Linked DNA regions of Homo sapiens: region 2 is linked to region 1. The links are chromatin loops, found by intact Hi-C in ENCODE. Cell type or tissue: endothelial cell of umbilical vein. All regions are shown on one strand.

The links. Hi-C counts contacts between places; a loop is a spot of excess contacts. Peaks named below come from ENCODE experiments on the same cell type or tissue, not always from the same donor. Only the 100,000 strongest peaks of a DNase experiment are listed, where the experiment ranks them.
Region 2: it touches region 1 in a loop (14-fold over the local background); 66 of 110 quality-filtered maps call a loop at or near these places.

Annotation. Positions count from the first base shown.
Region 1 is chr11:76,678,524-76,683,523 of GRCh38, reverse strand. It overlaps the pseudogene GUCY2EP. Among named protein-coding and RNA genes, the nearest start is that of LRRC32, 10 kb to the right of the region's middle. In endothelial cell of umbilical vein, a CTCF peak has its summit at 2,487 (motif pointing right); a DNase peak (open chromatin) is centred at 2,513.
Region 2 is chr11:76,548,982-76,553,981 of GRCh38, reverse strand. EMSY (EMSY transcriptional repressor, BRCA2 interacting) reads right to left here. Exons shown (of 22, transcript NM_001300942.2): 22 at 951-4,030. The coding sequence ends at 3,836. Among named protein-coding and RNA genes, the nearest start is that of LINC02757, 79 kb to the left of the region's middle. RefSeq lists an enhancer at 334-884. In endothelial cell of umbilical vein, a CTCF peak has its summit at 2,393; DNase peaks (open chromatin) are centred at 2,351 and 3,001; H3K27ac peaks cover 819 bases.

The DNA of each region.
Region 1 (5,000 bases):
CATGGTTGCGGAGGCCTCAGGAAACTTACAATCATGGCAGAAGGCAAAGGGAAGCAAGGCAACTCTTATATGGTGTTGAGAGAGAGAGAGAGAGAGAGAGAGAGAAGGGGGAAGCGCCCGACACTTACAAAACAACCAGATCTCATGAGAACTCACTCACTACCATGAGACCAGCCTGGGGAAACCACCCCCATGATCCAATCACCTCCCACCAGATCCCTCCCTTGACACGTCATTCAGATTACAATTCGAGATGAGATTTGGGTGGGGACACAGCCAAACCATATTTCCCCCCCACAACACACACCAGGGTTCTCACCTCTCTCTAACCTTCCTCCATCAGCTAGGGACAAAGGAAGAAGGCCCATGCCCACCTGGATCCTGCATCATGCCCCAGTCCGGGGCTGGCCGTTTCCTCCTGGGAGGCTTTATGTCTCATTTATTTCCCCACTTACCTGCTACCTGCTGTGGGCCAGGTGTGTGCCAGGAGCTTCATGCATATTGTCTCAACCATGCCCACTCTCTAAAATGAGAGTTATTTGCTCACTTTACAGATGAGGAACTGGAGGCTTGGAGGATGAAGTGCCTTGTATGTGTCAGCCCATCTGTCTCCTGATCTGAGGTGGTGATGCAGGGCTACAAAAGCCCAGAAAAACAGCAATGGTCCCTGGAGGGTTCCCAGGGGAGGCAGCCTCAGTGAGCACACAACTTCCTCTTCTGCAGAACAGGGGTGAGGACAGCACCTTCCAGGTGAGTCTGAGGAAGCCCTCAGGAGGAGCCAGCACGGCATTCGCATGGGCTTCCATGCACATGCTCAGATGGGACCCCAGAGATGGAGCCCCAAGTCATGGCTTTCATGATGAGTCAATGCCAGCTGGTGCCAATGAAGGCCCCCTGCCTTCCCCCCAGCAGCCTGTGACCATTCACCTGTCCCTTGGAGTACATTCCCAGCAAGGGGACATTCTGGCATTTCTAGAGGTTGGGTTCTCACTATGGCAGATGGAGCTATGGGCTTCCAGAAGGTCCTTGCAGGGCTGGGTGATCTGGAATTGCTTGGTCCCTGGTTCTGCAGGTGGGCACACTTTGAGATGGACTCCTTAGAAAAGCCCAAATACTTTAGCCTGGCATTCAAGGCCCTACACATGCTGGCCCCACCTCATCTGCCCCCTACACAACCAACTGTTTGGCTATGACACACTCCTTACACTTCTGCAAACCCCTCATGATGCGGCATCTTTGCTCTTGTTATTTTCTCTACCTAGATGACTTGTCCCTTTTTCAACACCTGGTGAATGCCTCTACATCCTTCAAAGTCCACCTAAAATGCCACCTTCTCCTGAAACCCTTTCCCAGTCCTCCTCGGTATGGAATTAGTAGCTGCCATGCCTGATCCTCACTTGACAGGAGGGACCTTATCTAGTTCCTTCCTTTAGTCCAATGCCCAGGAAGAGGCATGTACGAGAAAGCTGAATTGATGAATGAACAAATTAAGGAACTAACTAGCCCAAAGGCATCGAATAAATAATCTCCCCTCCCGCAATGCCAGCTCCTGAGGTCGCCTTTTGGTTTCTCCTCTGCTGTTCTCTGCATCTGAGCTTGGTTGATCTGATGCTTAGCTGGGATCCCGGCACACCAGGCACAGGCAGCATGTCAGCTCATGGCTCCCCTCGCAGCCCTGCCTCTGCTCACCACTGCCCTTATGCTGCAGTGGATGCCCTCACCTCCAACCCCTGCACCGGCCTGGAGGCTCTTTCCCAGCTCCCTGTTTCCCACTCCTTCTGGCTAACTCCTTCCTCTCCAAATCTCTGTTCCTCTGCCACTGCCTCCAGGAATCCTTCCCTGACACACTCCCTTTCATCCCAACGTGCTGTGGGAGGGGGACCTCCTCTGGCCCCTCAGCCCTGGGCCACCCTGTCCATCACTGACTACACTCTAGGTATGGTCTTGTGTCAGCCTCTCCCTGCAGAAGGGGGCTTCTGGAGGGCAAAGGTGGATCTGAACCCTGTTTGTGTGACCCCAGGGTCTGGCCAGTAAAGTTCAGTGGGGAAGAAATATGACAGATCAGGGGAGGTGAAGGAGGCTACTGTGGTGGCAGGTGAGCCTCCCTTTAAGGAAATCCACGTGCATGACAATCAAGATTTGCTCAAAAGACAGAGTGGAGTCTACACTCTCATAGAATGGGAGGTGAAGTGACACAGAGAAGGAGGGAAAGGCCACACATGTACTGAGCACCTGCTGTGTGCACCGTCTCAGGACCCTGCATCTTCATTGAGTGGTGAGGACACGAGGCTCTGAGAGGAGACTGACAAACCAAATGGGCTGCTGCGTTCCCCGGGGCTGTGGGACACCCAAGCCCGGCTCCTTCTCAAGGGCTGGCCATGCCACCTCCCATGTAGGCTCTGACCTGGCCTTCCCTGCACAAGTCCCTCTTGCTGGAGGCCCCAGTCTCTCCATCAGGACCAGCGCAGGTTTCCGCGGCCTGAGAGACTCTTTGAGCAATCCACTAGGGGGCAGGCAAGTTGTTCCAGAGTGAACCAGGAGCCCCTCTGGCAACCCAGGAGACTCGTGGGCCCCTCCCCAGCCCGCAGGCTCCCGGGGCTCCGCTGCCCAGCAGGGAGAGGGAGGAGGGGGATACATGGAGTGATGGGGCACCCCACGGAGGAGTCCCACGTGGGAAACTTCCCTGAATGACTGAAGCACAAAGAGAGTTCTTCAACAACTCTCCATTTCTCACTGGCGCACTGGGGAGCTGGATGTGGTTTTTGGCTCTGTCAAGTGCAGAGTGTGGGCTCCAGGATATGGAACCTGGCCCCTGTGCATCGTGAAACAGCAGATCTCAGGGTCCTGTCCCCACCGGAAAGGCCTGGCCCAAGTTGGCGTGTGTCCAGGATGTGTCCAGCCTCCAGACACTAACATTTTCTATGACATAACGCATAGGCGATCATCGTATACCATTCTTGCCTGGATGCTGGCTCCTGTGGCCTATCACACTCTCTCCTGGGAGGCAGTTGTGACTGCCCCATCTACAGACAGGAGAAGCATCTCTGATCTGTGGACATTTCCCCGTGAGCCACAAATTACCCTGACTGCTCTGCCTGGTCTCCTGGTGCAGAAATGGGTGATGGCCCTCTCTTCCCTGTCCTTCTCATGACAGCTCTCCACCACCTCCACAATCAGTCATCAAGTCCTGTGCGGCCTGCCACGATGGTCTCCGACTTCGGTCCACAACAAGGGCACCAGGCTTCATGCTGCTCTCTTGCCTCTATTCCCACCCCTAATCTACCTGCAACGCAGACCTTGCGACGTCACTTTTCGACTTAGCAAGTGTGCACTACTGATGACCAAGGGCCTTTGCTGAGGAGCTCCTGCCAGCTGGCCCTGCCAGCTCTCTCCCCTGGCTGCCCAGCCCCTTTCTATCCCTATGCCCTGGCCCGTCTTGTCCTTCCAAATCCCTCTGACCCCCAGTTTCAACCTAGAGAGTTTTTATTCTAAAAAGTATTCCTTTTAGTAGTTATATTTACCCATTAAGGCCTGGAGCCAGTGGCCTGGAGATAACCTTCCCCATCACTATTGTGTCCGGGTACAAAATCCTTCCAGCTTGAGGAACATCACAATATCGTCTCAGCATATTTTCAGAATTGTTATTACAGACATGGGCTGGTGGGAGCTGGCCATGAGGGCAGTCTCTGTTCTTCCCATGTGTTCACCTTGAGCCCACACTCTTCACTTTGACAGAAACTAAAACCACATCCAACTCCCCAGTGCAACTATGAGAAATGGAGAGTTGGTGAAGAATTCCTGGGAGCCAGAGAAGACAACGCATCATGGCTCACCACGCAGCCAAACTTCATGAACTTTTTAAAGCCTCAGTTCTCCTTCCCGGAGTCCCTTCCCTGGCAGCTGCTTCACCTTTCTCCATCCTTTTCCCATCACCCCTCATCCCCAAATCTCCGTGTTGTCCCCAGCCCACCAGCACCCAGCCTCAGCTTCCTTATTCATTGGTGGTTACCCAAAGAACAACTACAAGACTGGTCCAAGGTCCAGGAACCCTTTAAAGGGGTGGCTCAGGTCTCCCCAGGCACTGACTCCAAGGCTTCCCCTGTGGGCAGCCCATGGGAGGGTCTTTATTTCACTAGAAAGAAGGAACTAATGTGGATGGAATATCTGCAATGTACCTCTCACTTCCATCATGCAAGGCAAAGATTATTCTCTATTTTCGATGCAGCTACTGAGACTCAGTCCAAGGTCACCCAGCAAGCCAGTGGCAGAACTGGACCTCAACTCCAAAGCCCCCACCACCTGCACCACCCTGGTGGCCTTATGGGCCCCAGCCAAATACTATATGGAAAAAGGTGACTCAGACAAGGTCACCAGCTGCAAGGTAGGGCCCAGCGAATGGAGCTGGAGTAGGGTGCAGAGGACGGGGCAGGTGAGGCCAGGTGAAGCCAAGGCCAGCAGCCAGGTCTCTGGATGTGGATGGAAGAGTTGAGGGGGCAGATGCCAGAGTGTGCTATGGGCCCAGGTCAAGGTCAGAACTTGCAGGGTAGGTGGGACACGGAAGAATGAAAAGGCGGAGAAACTAATGAACTCTGGCCACCCGCCTGGGGAAGCCCACTGGAGGGCTGTTTCTTCCCACAGCCACCATGCCCTCTCACTTGGCCTCTTGGACTTATGTAGCAGGGAAATGAAGAGCTTTTTGAACTGGAGGCTCGGCTTTTTTTTTCCTTTTAATGGCATGGAAACCCCACAAGGTAGTTTCTGCAGCCCTCACCTCTGGTAACTCTAAATCAGGTGAAAGAGGGAGAGATAGATGGGAAGGAAGAGAGAGAGGGGGAGGGAGAGGCAGGAGAAAGAGAGAGGGAGAGGGACTTTGATAGAGCTAACTGGGCACAGCTAGGGAGAGCAAGAAAGGGGAGAGGAGATGGTGGAGGATGTATGTGGGTTCGTGATATAGAACCTGGCCCCAATGTGTGGTGAAAGAGACAGGAAAACGGGAAGTG
Region 2 (5,000 bases), 130 kb after region 1:
GAGTTTTAGTACATCATTTAACTTCTTTGAACCCTCAGTTTTCTATTTATAAAGTAGGAGTGGTGTAATTACTGGACTCAAAAAATACTGAGCACCCGACTCTCACTGGCATTTTTACGTGTACTGTTTCATCTTGTCTTCATAATAGTCCCATGGGGTTAGAAATACTCACTTTTATTATGGAGAAACTGACTCGGAGAGGAAATGTGACTTGCTAAAATTCACATGATCAATACACAGAAGAGTCTAAGGGTCAAATCCAGACCGCCTGACTACTATTTCCTTTGTACTAAGTCTCCTACCTTAGCAGGCTACTGTGAGAACCTCAAAAAGAAATGTAATTAAAAGCAAGTTTTCAATTATGAAGCTATACTGTTTTAATACTGCTAAGCAATTTGTTACATTAGAGAAGCAGAACTAGAACCTAACCTAGGATTTTAAGGGTGATAAACATTACTTTTCTCTTAAGATTAGTAGTATTTCCTATACTTCAAAAATTCTCAATTTAAAATGAGAGAAAAAGAAAATAATTGGAAAATGGGCAAGGAAGCTGAAGAGGTATTTCTCTAAAGATACATGAATGGCCAATATGCACATGAAAAGATGCTCATCATTAGCCATCAGAGGAATGGAAATTAGAACCACAATGGGGTAGCACTTTACAATTCATACATGAGGATGACTAGAATAAAAAAGACAAACAGCAGCAAGTGTTGGCAAGGATGTGGAGAAACTGAAACTCCTATAGACTGCTGATATGCAGTCCCTGTGGAAAAGAGTCTGGCACTTGCTCAGAAGGTTAAACAGTCACTGTATGACCCAGCAATTTCACTCCTAGGTATATACCCATAAGAACTGAAAATACGTAAAACTTGTACACAAATTGTTCATAGCAGCATCATTCATAATAGCCCAAAAGTGTAAACAATGCAAATATCCATCAGCTGATAAACGGGTAAACAAAATGTGATATATTTCACACAATGGAATGGCCATAAAAAGAAATGTAGTACTGACACATTCTACAACACGGATGAACCTTGAAAATACGCTAAGTGAAAGAAGTCACAAAAGACCACATATTATATAATCTCATTTATATGAAATGTCCACATTTCTTATGGCACATCCATAAGAGGCAGAAAGTAGAGGAGTGGCCACCCAGGGCTGGAGCGATGGTGGTGGTGGTTTCATTTCAGGATTTCTTTTGTGATTAATGAAAATGTTCTCAAATTGATTGTGGTAATGGCTTGCCCAACTCTGTGGATATACTAAAACCATTAAACGGTATACTTTAAATGGGAGAGTTTATGGCATGTGAATATCTCAATGAAGCCCCCTTTGGTTTTTAATCCTCTAAGTTCACCATAAACTGCATCTGCAATACTAGGCACTTATTAAAGTTTACTTTAAGCCAAATGGATTTTTCTTATCACTGCCTAATAGTTGTTAGGATTCTAAAAATTCTGTAGCATTTGCATTGTAATTTGTTAATATCCTTCAAAGAGATGACTTTAAATTACTTTTAAATTATGTACTTAAATGTGGAATACTAATAGATATAATGCTAAGACTTTCAGTAAAGGGATGTCTGAAAATCCATATATGGCATCATCATCTATCCACTTTATAAAAAAACCTAAGTATTGTTCTTATTTTCTCCTGTCTTCATTCCTTGTATCCATTTCATGAGCAGGAAGCCCTGTTTATAAACTTCATAAGGATAGGATTTCCTGTTTGTTCACTATGGTATCCCCAGTGCACAGAATACTACTTGTCATACAGAAGATGCTCAATTAATATTTGTTGAATAAATAAATGAATGCATGCTCTATTTGGAATTAACACCTTTAAAAGAAAAATTTTAAATTTCACTTGATAATTTCTTAATATTTGTAATTCTTTAAAAAAATGTAGATGATAGCACTTTTATTTGCCATTCCAATTGCAGAAACATATGAAGGCTAAATTCTCAAGGGACACAGGTATGCTATGCTGCCAAAATATGTAGAACATAACTTTATTCAAGTTTGCTCTTGTTACTTGATCCATGAATATTTAAAAGATACTTTATTTTATAAAAACTTAATCTGTAAGTAATGGATTGATCATAACAGAGGGCTTAACCTGGAATACATGGATAGGCTTAGAGGCCCATGAGCCCCTAAAATTGTATGCAAAGTCTAACATGTATTTAACATGTTGCATGTGTATCTTTTTGGTGAGAGTTCATAGTTTACCAAAGAAGTCTATGACCCAAGAAAGGTTAAAAAATTACTTAACTAGAAACAGTCACAAAGTTTTTTAAACATGAATTTGTACAATAAAATAATATCCAACAGCTCCATCTATGGGTAAATCATTATCACCTAGCAGAACTAGTGACAACCACCAGAGATCAGCGCATCTTATGAATGCTTGTGTTTAAATCTTCAGTGTCACTCTAGTGGGAATTTATTAACTATAGTATCACAGCTTTTTCCCCCCAGATGTAGATGCAAAAATTAGGAGACCGTTGATGAATTCTACTTACAGTACTTCAGCACCAAAAAAACTGGGCAGTTATGCTGATAAATGTATGTACAGTTCAACATTTGTCAGTCTTAAAATGCTTATTTATAGTGAAATCTATATAAAACCGTTAAAAACTTTTCTATTTACATTTTTAAAAATGAAAAGTATAGTTTCCTTTGCCACAACTTGTCAAAACTCTTACCCTCCCACCCCCTTACCCCTTTCACTCTACTTGTGACAGACAGTGATCACAAGACCAAAACATATTGCTTAAACAAACTGTGTCCTAAAAAGATAGAAGGCTTAAAAACATTACATTTAGAACTGTAAATGAACTTTTTATACATTTCAAAGGGGCTTAAACAAAAGTATGTAAAAGTTATTTTCAAAGTCTCAGTCCAATGTGAATGTGCAATTTCAACGTTAAGAAAGCATCATATGAATGAATAATTTGTTTTCTTAACATGACCAAACATTTCCTTTAGGTCTGAAAACGTTTCTTTTCCTCTGCTTCGCAATGAAACATTTTTTAGTAAGTTTTCTTAAAGGAAGAGGGAAAGTGGGGAGACGACGACAGTGGAAAGCGTAGGCAATCCTGGTTTACAAGAAATTTGTCAGAAGGAGTACGGCCTGCTTTGAAATGTTTACACTTAAATAAATAGAAGGCAAGTGTGCTGCTTAGAGCACAAAGGAACAATACAATAAATTAGCACACAACTGATAAGAATGCACAAGCCACCCAAAAAGTACCTCCCACTGGTTAGGGATCTGATTTCTACCATCCAACAAGGATTCTTTAATGCCAGTATTATTCTAGGTGTTTATAAACTAATTATGAACTGAGAAAATGTAAAATTTTAACCAATTCAACACTTCCAGGGATTTGCAAAAACATACAAGTTTTTAAAAAACTTTTCCTGACACATCATTTCAAAATACAACTATTCACATTCTCCTTTTAGATGGTATTTTGCTCAGTAGAAACCAGTTGAGAAACATTCACAGGAAGTCTCTTTCCACTGCAAGACAAAACTGTTTCACCGGCCATGATCCAACAGAGAAAGAAGACCAGGTCTTAAGTCACTGTAAATGTGCAGCTTTTTTTTTCTTTTTCATTTTTTTTTAAAAAAGTACATTCCCCTGTGAGTTTTATCTTGTTTTAAAAAGCTGCTCCTGCAGCAACATCTTGTTGAAACACTGCTGTTTTAGGGTCCACAGCCTAAGTACGGGCAAAGTGCTCTTTTTAGTCATCAAAATACAAGGGTTTCCCTGGACACTTGGTAACCAAGCAGGTTTTAAAGTGCACTATTGTGTCCAAACACTAGGACCGTTCAGCAGAGCTCTGAGAAGGGCTGGGTTCAGTTCCATCCTCCGTGCTACTGTCTATGTCCTGCTCCATTGCTGTCTCCTCATCATCCAGCTGTTGACTAGTGAAGTTGTTTAGCTCAAGAAGCCCACTGGGCTCCACCACCACATTGGAGCTGGAGTGACAAGGAATAGCATACTGAGGAATAGCCTGGAAGAGAAGACACAGGAGAATCTTTATGGTAAGAAAAGGTAGCAGAATAACTTCCCCAACAATATCAAGAAAAAAAAAAAAAAGAAAACTGACATTTTTTGGACAACTGGACAACTACTACATGCCAGGCACTGTGCAAGGTGCTTTCACACATCACATTCTACTAAATCCCATCATATTCTGCTAAATCCCTGTGACAACACTATAAGAAAATTATTATTCCCATTTACAAATGAGGAAACTGAGAGGGTAGATGACTTAACCAAAGTCACACAGTTGGTCAGGGTTAATGCCAAGATTCAAATCCAAATCTTGTACAACTGAAAGCAATCTTTCCACTCCTTTATGGTGCCTCTTCTAACAAAGGAGGCTCAAATCTATTGCCTAATTCAAGAGAAGAACTTTGAATAAAGCTTTCATTTATTATTAAGCAAATGTAAATGTAAATGTAGCCTAATTTTGCCCTTTATTATCTGCAAGACGAGTACCAGTAGAAGAACACTTGCTGTAGACCTCTGTGTAAGTAAATATCATAGGTACACTGCCTTGTCAGATTCTTTTTCCTCTTTATTAGACATCCTTTAAAAAGGTTTATCAGTTCATGTCATACTCTTGTTTAAAACCCCAACATTGTTTCCTATTGTACTCACTATACAACCAAACACCCTACCATGGCTACCAGCCTCATGCCAAACTCACTTGTACATTAGTGCTTTTGTACTAGTCCTTCCTCTCTTCCTGGAATATTCTTCCTCCAAATCATGGCATGGTTGGCTCTGTCCTGTCATCTGCAACTTGGTTCAAATGCTTGGAAAAGCTTTCCTTCCATGACCACCAACCCAAAAGTAGTGGGTTCATCCCACCCCCATCTCTATTACATTCTGTTACATTTTTGTTCATTGCATTTATCATCTGTTAAATTGTTTCTTACTCTTAAAATGTAAGCTCCAAGAGAACGTGGACAGAG